Linked DNA regions of Homo sapiens: region 2 is linked to region 1. The links are chromatin loops, found by intact Hi-C in ENCODE. Cell type or tissue: gastrocnemius medialis. All regions are shown on one strand. Each heading gives the region's core, and the rest is flanking DNA. Links, peaks and the distances in the headings are about the cores only.

Region 1 (4,000 bases), core at 1-4,000:
GTCAGAGTCCGAATATGCTTGTTAGCTGAGAATCTAAGGTTTCCCACTGCATGTTCCTCACATACGGCACATTAGTATGCAGTACGCCCCCACTCTCCCCACTGTAGGTTCTGAATCTGCAAAAAACATTGGATAGGATTCACAGGAAGGCTAGACATGGGAGCACTTTAACAATGCAGAAACTGTCCCAGTTAGCATCTCGGGGTCCCTTCGGATGCTGGGGGTGGGCGGAGGCTGCACTTGCTCCACAGTCAGCTTGTTGGGTTTTAAGTAGGAAGAGGGATGTTGAAAAATCCAGAGGAATAATAAACAAGGCCTCGCCTTAGGCAAAGGTTCCCGTCGTCTTCTAAGATTCTAATGACTTCTAAGACTAAAATAATGACTTCCAACTTCCAAGGGGCCGCATGGAGCCCCAGCCCCCACAGCTTCGCACCCATGATGGGGGCTTCACCAGCTTTAAGGAATGCAGCGTAACACAGTGATCAGATTCTGCAGTTGTGGGTTGCCTGTACCAGAGCTCCCAGGCCTTTGTTTGAATGATTTGCCTTGGTTTTGGTGGGCGGGTTTTTGGTGGGTTTTTTTGTTTGTTTGTTTGGTTGGTTGGTTGGTTGGTTGGTTGGTTGGTTGGTTGGTTTTTTGAGGCAGAGTCTCACTCTGTGGCCCAGGCTGGAGTGCAGTGGTGCAATCTCAGCTCACTGCAACCTCCACCTCCCAGGTTCAAGTGATTCTCCCACCTCAGCCTCCTGAGTAGCTGGGACTACAGGTGTGTGCCACCGTGCCCGGCTAATTTTTTTTGTATTTTTAGTACAGACAGGGTTTCACCATGTTGGCCACACTGGTTTCGAACTCCTCACCTCAGTGATCTGCCCGCCGTGGCCCACCAAAGTGCTGGGATTACAGGCGTGAGCCACTGCGCCCGGCCTGATTTGTCTTGTTTGTTTACTACCATCATCACAAGCTTGCTTGCAGTTCTCAGGTTGTATATTGCTTTATACTAGGGATGTTAGCATGTGCTGATAACTCCAAGTAAGGTTAAAGGCCCTCCTGAAGCCAGTAATTAGACTTGGGAATGTCAAGAGAAACACATGCCTTTCAGTCATTTGCACATGAGCCTTTCTTCTTTGGTCATTGTCTTAGATATTCACTCCACAGAAGAGAACTCCGAGAACAGCATCTGAATGCTTTGAATGTGGCGCTGCATCAGGGTCAGGCAGTGTAGTATTAGGAGACCAGTTTGGGTGCATGTAGCAGATCCAAAATAGCAGTGTCTTGCACAAGGTGGGTGCTTATTTCTTTCTCATGTAACAGTTTACAGTTTACAGATGACAGCCTTGACTGGGACAGCGACTCTTCTGTCCCTAGGGTATCACTGTCGTCCATGTGGTCCAGGATGGCTCTCTGCCACATTCACATTCCAAGGCAAACGATTTACAAGGAAGAAAGGCACCCCCTTCCCTATAAGGACATGTCCTGGAATTGGCACACATCACCTCCCCTCATGATCCATTGGCCAGAACTTAGTTATTTGACTGCCCCTAACTGCCGAGGGCTCTGGCAGATGTCATTATTCTGGGTGTCCCATTAAAAGTCAGGGGATCAGGCCGGGTGCGGTGGCTCATGCCCGTAATCCGAGCACTTTGGGAGGCCGAGGCAGGCAGACGACTTGAGCCCAGGAGTTCAAGACCAACCCAGGCAACATGGTAAAACCCCATCTCTACTAAAAATACAAAAAAATTATCTGGGCATGGTGGTGCATGCCTGTAGTCCCAGCTGCTCTGGAGGCTGAGGTGGGAGGATCACTTGAGCCTAGGAAGTCGAGGCTGCAGTGAACTGAGACTGTGCCACTGCATGCCAGCCTGGGCAATGGGAGTGAGACCCTGTCTCAAAAAAAAAAAAAAAGTCAGGGGATCTATCCTGCTAGAAGAAGGGGAGAATACACTGGTGACTGGTGCACAACCGCCACGGCCAGGAAAGGAACATGAGAAGGTGTCCTAGTTCTTTCATTCTGAGCATGAGAGAATTCCAGGGTAATTTGCACCCCCTGAGCCCTCTCCCCTCCCCTGGCTGCCATCATCACTAGCAAGCATCTACCAAGCACCTGTTGAATGGAGGGCTGCCAGGACCAGATCACCAGGGCAATGATCTCCCTAAACCGCCTCCCCCACCTGACCCAGGCTAAGAATACAATCAGCATCCCCCCGCCAAACCCTGCCTAATGACTCCACCAGCTGCAGCAAATTTGCAGGAAGGGAAAAAGATGCCTTGATCATTTTGGAAGGAGCTAATCCCCCTGGTTTGGTTCAAGATAAATTGCATCCCAATCTGTATGGCAGTAAGTTCCATCGTGAATTCACTCTTTGGTTGAATTCAAAGAGACTGTCGTAGCCTTCCTCTCTCAACTCTTGCCCTCCTCTCCTCCCTTCTTCAAGCCTCCTTCCAATTCCAGTCCAGTGCGAGAAGCTGATGAATGGTACCCACTTGAGAGACGGGCTGCAGGGCAATGCCTCTTGGGCAGCGGGTCTGTGTGAGAGTGGGAGAGGCACAGAGTCCCATAGATGCTCCAGGATCTGAGTGTTGAGAGAGGTGCTTTCCCTAAAAGCAAGAACTACCCCTTCATCCCCCATGACCCCCATGATCCCAGGTCACGGCTCTGGGAGCTGACAGTGGGCCAGAGCAGGAGACGCATGTAGGGAGAGTGCCCCTACCCTGGAGGTCCAAGGGCTCATGGGTAGCTCTGGGCTTTCTCCAGGTTTAGGGGAAGCTGGCCTGAGTCTCAGCTCCCCAGTGCCAGACTCCTGTGGTCTGGTGCCGGTGCTCTGGCCCGCAGTTGGAGGCCACCCCAGGTGTCTCCTGGGCAGACTTGGGGGGCTGGGGTGGGGTGGCCAGCGCTGTGGCTGAAGCGGGTGTTTATGATGAAGCCATAGTCCAGGGAGAAGCTGGCGCTCACCCTTGGTCCTACATGCTCCTCTACTCTTTGTCATCCTTCCTGCCCCCCTCCTGTCTTCATTCAGTGCCTTCTTCCCACGTCCTCCTCTTCCCTGGCTCCAGCTTTTTCTTCCCTCCTCCCAGCTTCCCGAGTCAGCGAGGCCACTCTCAGGACAGGCCCATGCAGCCCCTGACTGCCTTGTGCCCTCTAGGTCCCAGGGATGGAGGGTCTCAGACCAACCTGAGAACTCCCTGGAGACCTTTGGATTCCCTGTGTTGGCCTGGGCGTTCTCCATTCTAGTCCCCTTGATCTTCACTCTCCTTCCTCCCTTGCCCTCTCCCCACCTTCCTTCTTTTTCTGGGCATTTATATGCTCTGAGTGTCTGATGCTTATTTCCTTTGGGTCACCCAAATGGCCCCCACTGAGGGTCAAGGCTAGCCATGGTGAATTCTTTTGGGGGGACTAACCTATTTCTCTCCTGCCCTGTGGCTCACCTCTCTGAAGTCTGGGGGAGGGTCTCTGTAGGAAGCACACTCACCTGGAGAAGCCCTAAGAGGCCTTGGGGGTGGGCCCAGGCTCTCTGTACCCTGCTCATTAGCACAGGGCCAGCCTGCGGGCAAGGCCCTCCCTGCAAAGGGGGTGTGGAAATAGCCCATGGAAAGTGGGCCCATCCCCCTGCCCGGGGTGGGAGAGCCTCGGCTTTGGCAGGAAGACTGGAACCAGCTCTGGGTGCAGGGTTAGACCAGGATGCCTCAAAAAAATAATAAAAGGGCCTCTTGCAAAGCTCCAGGGAACAGATGTTTTCCATTTGTAGCCTGCCGAGAGAAAGCACAGAGGAGAGGGGGTGGAGAGAGATGGAGGGAAGAGGAGGAAAACCGGAGACAGACAAGCAAGAGAAGAGGTCAGGGGGTAGGCAGGAGGATGATGAGAGCAGAGGGAAAATCAGAAAGGGGAAGACAGCATGAAGGAATGGAGGGGCCCCTTGACGCTGAGGGTGCAGCAGGGGCACCGTGTGCCCAAATCTCTGACCCCTCCCCCCCATCCAGCCCCGTGTGCTGGATGATGACCTCGACA
Region 2 (6,930 bases), core at 1,230-5,229, 150 kb before region 1:
AGGCTCAGGTGTTCCTCCCCACTACCCTCCCACCCCGTCACCCCAGCAGCTGGGATTACAGGCAAGCATCACTATGTCCAGCTAATTTTTGTAGAGACGGGATATCACCATGCTGCCCAGGTTGGTCTTGAACTCCTGGGCTCAAGCGATCCTCCTGCCTCAACCTCCCAAAGTGCTGGGATAATAGGCATGAGCCACTGTGCTTAGCCTGGCACAAGATCTTGATTTCAGTGTCTTCACCTAGAAAATGGGAGGGTTTTGTTTGTTTTTTGTTTTCTGAGACAGGATCTCGCTCTATTGCCCAGGCTGGAATTCAGTGGCAACATCGCAGCTTGCCACAGCCTCAACCTCTCAGGTTCAAGTGATCCTCCTACTTCAGCATCATGAGTAGCTGGGACTACAGGCATGCACCACTGAAAATGGAAGTATTAACAATGCCTGCCACTGCCTACTCAAGATGTTGCAAAGATCCAACGAGATCTCTAACCTACTTGAAAGGGCTTCAGAAACTTTGGAGCACCATACAGTATCACACAAGCCCTCAATTACTGCCACGTCCCTGAATCCCTTGGTGTCAATTCACCATTAAACAACTTCTCCCTTGCTCTGCAGTTTGAATACGGTCTGTCTTTTAGGCACTGATTCTCATACTCTGGTGTGTAACAGAAATGCCTGTAGCACTTAAAGATACAAATGCCCAGCCCTGGGACTTCTGCCTCAGCAAGTTATCCTTTGCGGGAAGGATCGTTGGACAGAAAGAGGCAGAACACAGAAGAGAAAGAAGCAGCAGCACCTTTTTTTTTCTTTTCTTTTTTTCTCTTTTTGAGACAAGGCCTCACTCTGTTGCCCAGGCTGAAGTGCGGTGGCATGATTATGGCTCACTATAGCCTCGACATCCTGGACTCAAGCAATCCTCCCACCTTAGCCTCCTGAGTACGTAGAACTACGGGCATGCACTACCAGGCCTGGCTAATTTTTTAATTTTTGTTTTGTTTGTTTTGTAGAGACAGGGTCTCACTATATTGCCAAGGCTGGTCTTGAACTCCTGGCTCAAGTGATCCTTCCACTTTGGCCTCCCAAAGTGCTGGGATTACAGATGCGAGCCATCATGCCCAGTGGAGAAGCAGCACTCTTGGCACATAAGGACAACACAAGTCAACAAGACTGGGGACCAAATTAACAAAGGGAAGCCTTTCTGTGATACAGTCCCCCAAGCCACTGCCAGACCTACCTCCTTATGGACATGAGTGATGGCTGTGGAGAGTTCTAAGCCATCAAGCAAATTATTGCCATCATAATCATGCATTTTGAAGTAATGGAGCTGCAATTCTTGTGGCGACATCTCCGCCTCTGGTTTGTTGATGACACCTTCTAGATGCTCCATGATATGCCTAAAAATCAACAGTCAGGTTCAGGCCAATTGACAGATACTGGGATCATGCTGAAATCTTAAGGACTCTGAAAAGTTCAAGATCTTAAACTTCCTCCAGCTCAGAAAAACAAACACCAGCAGTGGCAGACCACACTCAAGGATTACACAGAGATAGACAAGGCCTTGAGAGGAGCAGGAAAAGTCAAATAGACCATCTGTTATGCTGGCAGGATTAGGGTATTCTTTCCTCTTTATTATTAGAATTTTGTTATAACATTTTCAGGCCATCAATTTAAAAATATGTCCTTTAAAACTTTTTTTTTTTTTTGAGACAGGGTCTCACTCTGCCACCCAGGCTGGAGTGCAGGAGCGTGATCTTGGCTCATTGTAGCCTCAACTTCCCAAGCTCAGTTGATTCTCCCACTTCAGCCCCCCAAGTAGCTGGGACCATAGGCATGTACTGCCACATCCAGCTAATTTTTTGCAATTTTTTAGTAGAGACAGGTTTTCCCTATATTGCCTAGGCTGGTCTCGAATTCCTGGGCTCAAGTAATCCACCTGCCTCAGCCTCCCAAAGCACTGGGATTACAGGTGTGAGCCACTGCACCCAGCCTTAAAAACAAAGGATAACCGAGTATAATGCGTGAGGCTAACTGGCCCAAGACAAAAGCTGCAACAAATGATTCAATGTTTGAATGTGTTGATTTAAAAAAGGTCTTGTTATAGTCAAGAAACCTTAGCTATTTTCTGGATTCTGCTACTATGACTGTGTATGTGTACCTGTGTGTCTATTTGTATGTGTGTGTGTCTGTCTGTGGTGAAAAAAAGGAGAGACCGGATTCAGACAAGTAATGTGCCCCATTTGGGCCTAAAGATCTTCCACCTGTGATACAATGATGAAAAAAGAATACCTGACTTATAGGTGGCAATAAGGAATAAGAATCATCCTTGAAGAATGTCAAGGAGCCATAGAAACAGGAAGAAGGAAAGGAGGACTGAGCATGCCCTTGCCGCTGGCTCAGCTGCAGATGATGGGGAGGCCACTGGACCACAGCCCGGGCTGAATACGTACTCTTGGTCGTGCACTGTGTTCTTATCCAGGCCCATGCTGCCGGGTTGGGAGAAGCTGGCTGCAGGCTCCTCAGCCCTGGCGCCTGGGGCACAAAAGGCCCAGAGCAGGCCACACAGGAAGGGGGTTCTGAGCAGGGATCTCATGGTCATCAATATCTGTGAGATGGGAAACACAGAAGAGGAAGGCAGAGCATCAGAGCAAAGGTTTCGTTCAGGGCTTGACATGGTATGATCCTGGGAAACCTGATGAAGCAGTAAGGTTAGGAAGAGAGCTTGTCAAACACGGCCCAATGCCAGCTCTGCTTTGAGACTGTGGGATGACCCTGGGCACTCCAAGTCACTCAAATGGCAGGGGAAGGCTCACGAGGTTTCCTGAAGTGCCTGCAGAGTGCCAAGCAACACGTGAAAGCTTGAAGGGACTGGAAGATTATTCTTGCCTCCCAGAAGTTATGGTCCCCTGAAAGAAATATTTTCTATCAAGAGCACCAGGAAAGGCAGCCAGCAAGTTATATCAGATTATCAGAGAAAGCGAAAACCCTCTAGGAGTTCAGGGGAAGAAATCTCCTCCGAGTGGAGGAAAATCAGAGAAGGCTGATAGAGCTGGTGACACTTCAGCTGGGCCTGGACAGATATGCAGGGACTGAAGGACCACAGGAATGGTGGGAGCAGAGTGGCAGGTGCCCACAAGCGGGAAAGAAACTACAAGTAGTTCAGCTGGGCTGCAGCCTAGAGGGTAGGAAGCAGACAGGACAGAGGTGGCTCCAAGGCCTAGACAGGCTGTACTGGACAGGGCTTTGCACACTAGGCCAGGGCTTGACATCTCCTGCAGAGAAAGACAGGAGAGTCACTTACAATTCATGAATGGGAGGTGAGATCAGAGCTTGGTTTCAGAATGACTCATCTGGCAGCACAGTGGGGAAGGCATGAAGTGGCAAAAGCAAGACTAGAGGCAGGAGCATGGTAGCCAAGGGAGTGGTAAGGCGGGTCAGATCAAGGTCTGCGGCAGCGGACAAGGTTCTGTACCTCCTGGGTGGTAACAGTGGCAAGTAACTACAGTGAGCGGGCACTGGAAAGAAAAGTTACAGAGAAATCAGGATGCCATCAGGAACTCCCAGGGTTTGGCCACACTTGGAATTGTGGTCAATAAGATGACAGTCAGCTACAGAGCAAGCTCTTGGAGGGCAGGGAGAACTTTAACCCCACCAGTATTACCCGCCAAGGGTCAGGCAGGCCTTTAATAATTGTTGATTCAATGGAAAGTCTTGGTCTGTCCTAGGGCTGACAGACTGACCTCAAAAAGGAAGGTGAAGGACAGCCAGGTGACCTACATACAAAAACAAAAGACCTGACCGAACACTCACTTCCCAACAGGCAAAACAGATTCTGCTAGATAACAAGGCCAGGGATTTCTAACAGGTCAATTGTAGTCCACAGCCCCAAACCAGCAGTGGTAAAGACAAACCATAAGGCACTGGTCATCCCCTTTACATGCTACACACAGGGCTCAGCTCAGAAGCTGTAGCTGTCTTTGTGCCTGGGGCTGAGAGGTAGAGGTGTTATAGTCCCTCTTACCCATCCTAAAAGGCTCTCAGGGCAGAACCCTGAAAGTGTGAGTATGCCACCCTACAACACTTAGAAAAATTTCCCAAATCCGTTTTTCCCATTACCAGTATTGCTTCCCATGGCCCCCTCCTTAAAGGGGACAATAGTCACTGGGATGTCTAACTTCCAGGATAGGCCAGGCATGGTGGTTCATACCTGTAATCCCAGCACTTTGGGAGGCTGAGGCAGGAGGATCACTTGAGGCCAGGAGTTTGAGATCAGCCTAGACAACACAGTCAGACCCCCATCTCTACAAAAAATAAAAAATTAGCTGAGCGTAGCAGTGCACCCCTATAGTCCCAGCCACTCAGGAGGCTGAGATAGGAAGATTGCTTGAGCCCAGGAGTTCAAGGCTGAAGTACACTCCAGCCTGGGTAACAGAGTGAGACCCTGTCCTCCACCACCAAAAAAAGGAAGAAACTTCCAGGGTGCTAAAAAGCACCTAGAATCTAGTCTACTTCTAAACAGTGACATCAAAATGCAATCTGTCTCAGACCTTTTATTTTTTAATTTTTATTTTTTTGAGACAGAGTCTTGTTCTTTCGCCAGGCTGGAGTGCAGTGGCGCAATCTTGGCTCACTGCAACCTCCGCTTCCCAGGTTCAAGCAATTCTCCTGCCTCAGCCTCCCGAGTAGCTGGGATTACAGGTGCATGTCACCACGTCCAGCTAATTTTTGTGTTTTTAGTAGAGACAGGGTTTCACCATCTTGGCCAGGCTGATCTCGAACTCCAGACCTCAGGTGATCCACCCGCCTCGGCCTCCCAAAGTGCTGGGGTTACAGGCATGAGCCACCGTGCCCGGCCACCTCAGACCTTTTATATCTGTAGTTTAAAAAAAAAAAAAAGCAATATGTCATACTTAATAGGAAAGAATGCTCAATATATATTGAATGAAAAAGAACAGGCTGCAAAAAAGCAATAAAGAATAATACACTTTTGTAAAATAAAAATGTGTATTTCCTACACAAACTAATAACAAAGATTATCTTGAGACATGAGATTAGAATTGTGATTTTCAGCCGGCATGGTGGCTCGTGCCTGTAATCCCAGCACTTTGGGAGGCCGAGGCGGGCAGATCACGAGGTCAGGAGATCGAGACCACCCTGGCTAACACGGTGAAATCCCGTTTCTACTAAAAATACAAAAATAAAAATTAGCCAGGCGTGGTGGCGGGCACCTGTAGTCCCAGCTACTTGGGAGGCTGCGGCAGGAGAATGGCATGAACCCGGAGGTGGAGCCTGCAGTGAGCCGAGATCTGCTACCATTTTTTATGAATATGTATTCAATGTAATCTATCCCATAATTTTGTCCCAATACTATATGGATCGGATACAAAAGGAGTTTCCGGTTAATTCTTATCTCCACAAAATAATTCAGAAACAGTCAGAAACTACACTTCCAATTTTACCAAATAAAAGTGCCCAGACCTTGGCCAGGGACAGTGGCTCACATCTATGATCCCAACACTTCGGGAGGCCGAGGCAAGTGGATCACTTGAGGTCAGGAGTTTGAGACCAGCCTGGCCAATGTGGCAAAATGCGTCTCTACTAAAAATACAAAAAAAAATTTGCTGGGCATGGTGGCGTGCACCTGTAATCCCAGCTATTTGGGAGGCTGAGGCACAAGAATTGCTTGAACCCGGGAGGCAGAGATTGCAGTGAGCCAAGATCACACCACTGCACTCCAGCCTGGGCAAGAGAGTGAGACTGTCTCAAAAAAATTTTTTAAACGTGTCCAGACCCTGACAAGGCCACTGCCACTGTACCTGGTACCACAAAACAAGGTTTCAGGTTACTCCTAGCAGTGACTGCCTAGGCCATAGCAGAACAACTTGTTCTGACCACACATCTTAGAGTTCTGGGACAGGAAGGATCAGAGAAGGGAATCAAGCTCCTCCCAAGCCTTTCAGACTCATTTACATCAAATGTCTCTTTCTCCAGTGAGGTCTTTTCAATTCCAAGTCTGGTGTAGGTATTCGTCCTGCAGGCTCCCAAGTGCTTCCCTTCAGAAGGCTCCCGTCCACAGCTGATGACAGCTGCAAATTAATTCTTTTTTTTCTTTTGTTTTCTTGTGTGTGAATGAATTCTTGAAAAACTGCCTGATTACTTGTCAGTGCCCCTTGCTGGATGGGCTTTAAGAGGACTTGGACTGAATCCACATTCCCAGTATCAGGCACAGTGCCTGGAACAGAAGCTGCTGGTTCTTAGCCTGTGTGCCATGGTCCTTGGGGAGCTGGGGGGATTACCACCTTTGCAGATATGCTGCCAATTTTTAATGTCACTGTAACTGAAGATGAAACTTTTCTTTTGGAGATATCTATCATGGAACTCATGGCACCATTTCCTCCAACTATGTGATTGGATGCTTAGTATATCAATTTGGTGTGTGTGTGTTGGGGGTGGGGGAAATTCTATTTAGATAACACCAAAAAGCAACCAAGTGATTAATCATGTAGTAACTATGAGTCCAAAATATCCCTTCTTTAAGGGAGGTGGGATAAAGGCCAAGAATCACTGATTTTGAACTTGTCTCATTTTGGTTTGCTGTTGCAGGTTTCTAATCATTGGAATGCAACAAAAGCCAAATCGATAAACATAAAGAAAAAAAATTCCTCCAAGTGGTACACTGAAAACAGGGAATCGGGCTGGGCATGGTGGCTTATGCCTGTAATCTCAATACTTTGAGAGGCTGAGGCAAGTGAATCACTTGAGCCCAGGAGTTCAAGACCAGCCTGGACAACATGGTGAGACTCCCTCTCTAATTAGAAAAAGAGAGAGAGAGAGAGGAAGAAAGGAAAGAAGGCAGGCGAGGGAGGGAAAGATAGAAAACAGGGAATCTAACTGCCACCTAACAAATTAAACTGCTGACAGTCAAGAGAAAGCATA

The links. A loop is a pair of places that touch in the nucleus more often than their neighbours do. Peaks named below come from ENCODE experiments on the same cell type or tissue, not always from the same donor. Only the 100,000 strongest peaks of a DNase experiment are listed, where the experiment ranks them.
Region 2: a loop joins it to region 1, with 3 times the contacts of the local background. A loop is called at or near these places in 2 of 110 quality-filtered maps.

What each region holds. Positions count from the first base shown.
Region 1 is chr2:47,052,952-47,056,951 of GRCh38, forward strand. All of the region lies in intron 18 of TTC7A (tetratricopeptide repeat domain 7A), which reads left to right. Among named protein-coding and RNA genes, the nearest start is that of STPG4, 100 kb to the right of the region's middle. RefSeq lists an enhancer at 2,649-3,597. In gastrocnemius medialis, for the core only: no CTCF peak of the experiment used is centred there; DNase peaks (open chromatin) are centred at 1,350 and 2,130; H3K27ac peaks cover 4,000 bases.
Region 2 is chr2:46,906,579-46,913,508 of GRCh38, forward strand. MCFD2 (multiple coagulation factor deficiency 2, ER cargo receptor complex subunit) reads right to left here. Exons shown (of 4, transcript NM_139279.6): 2 at 2,445-2,599; 3 at 1,232-1,391. The coding sequence starts at 2,593. MCFD2-AS1 (MCFD2 antisense RNA 1) reads left to right here. Exons shown (of 2, transcript NR_199007.1): 2 at 306-2,100. Among named protein-coding and RNA genes, the nearest start is that of MCFD2, 5.8 kb to the right of the region's middle. In gastrocnemius medialis, for the core only: no CTCF peak of the experiment used is centred there; a DNase peak (open chromatin) is centred at 3,293; H3K27ac peaks cover 3,150 bases.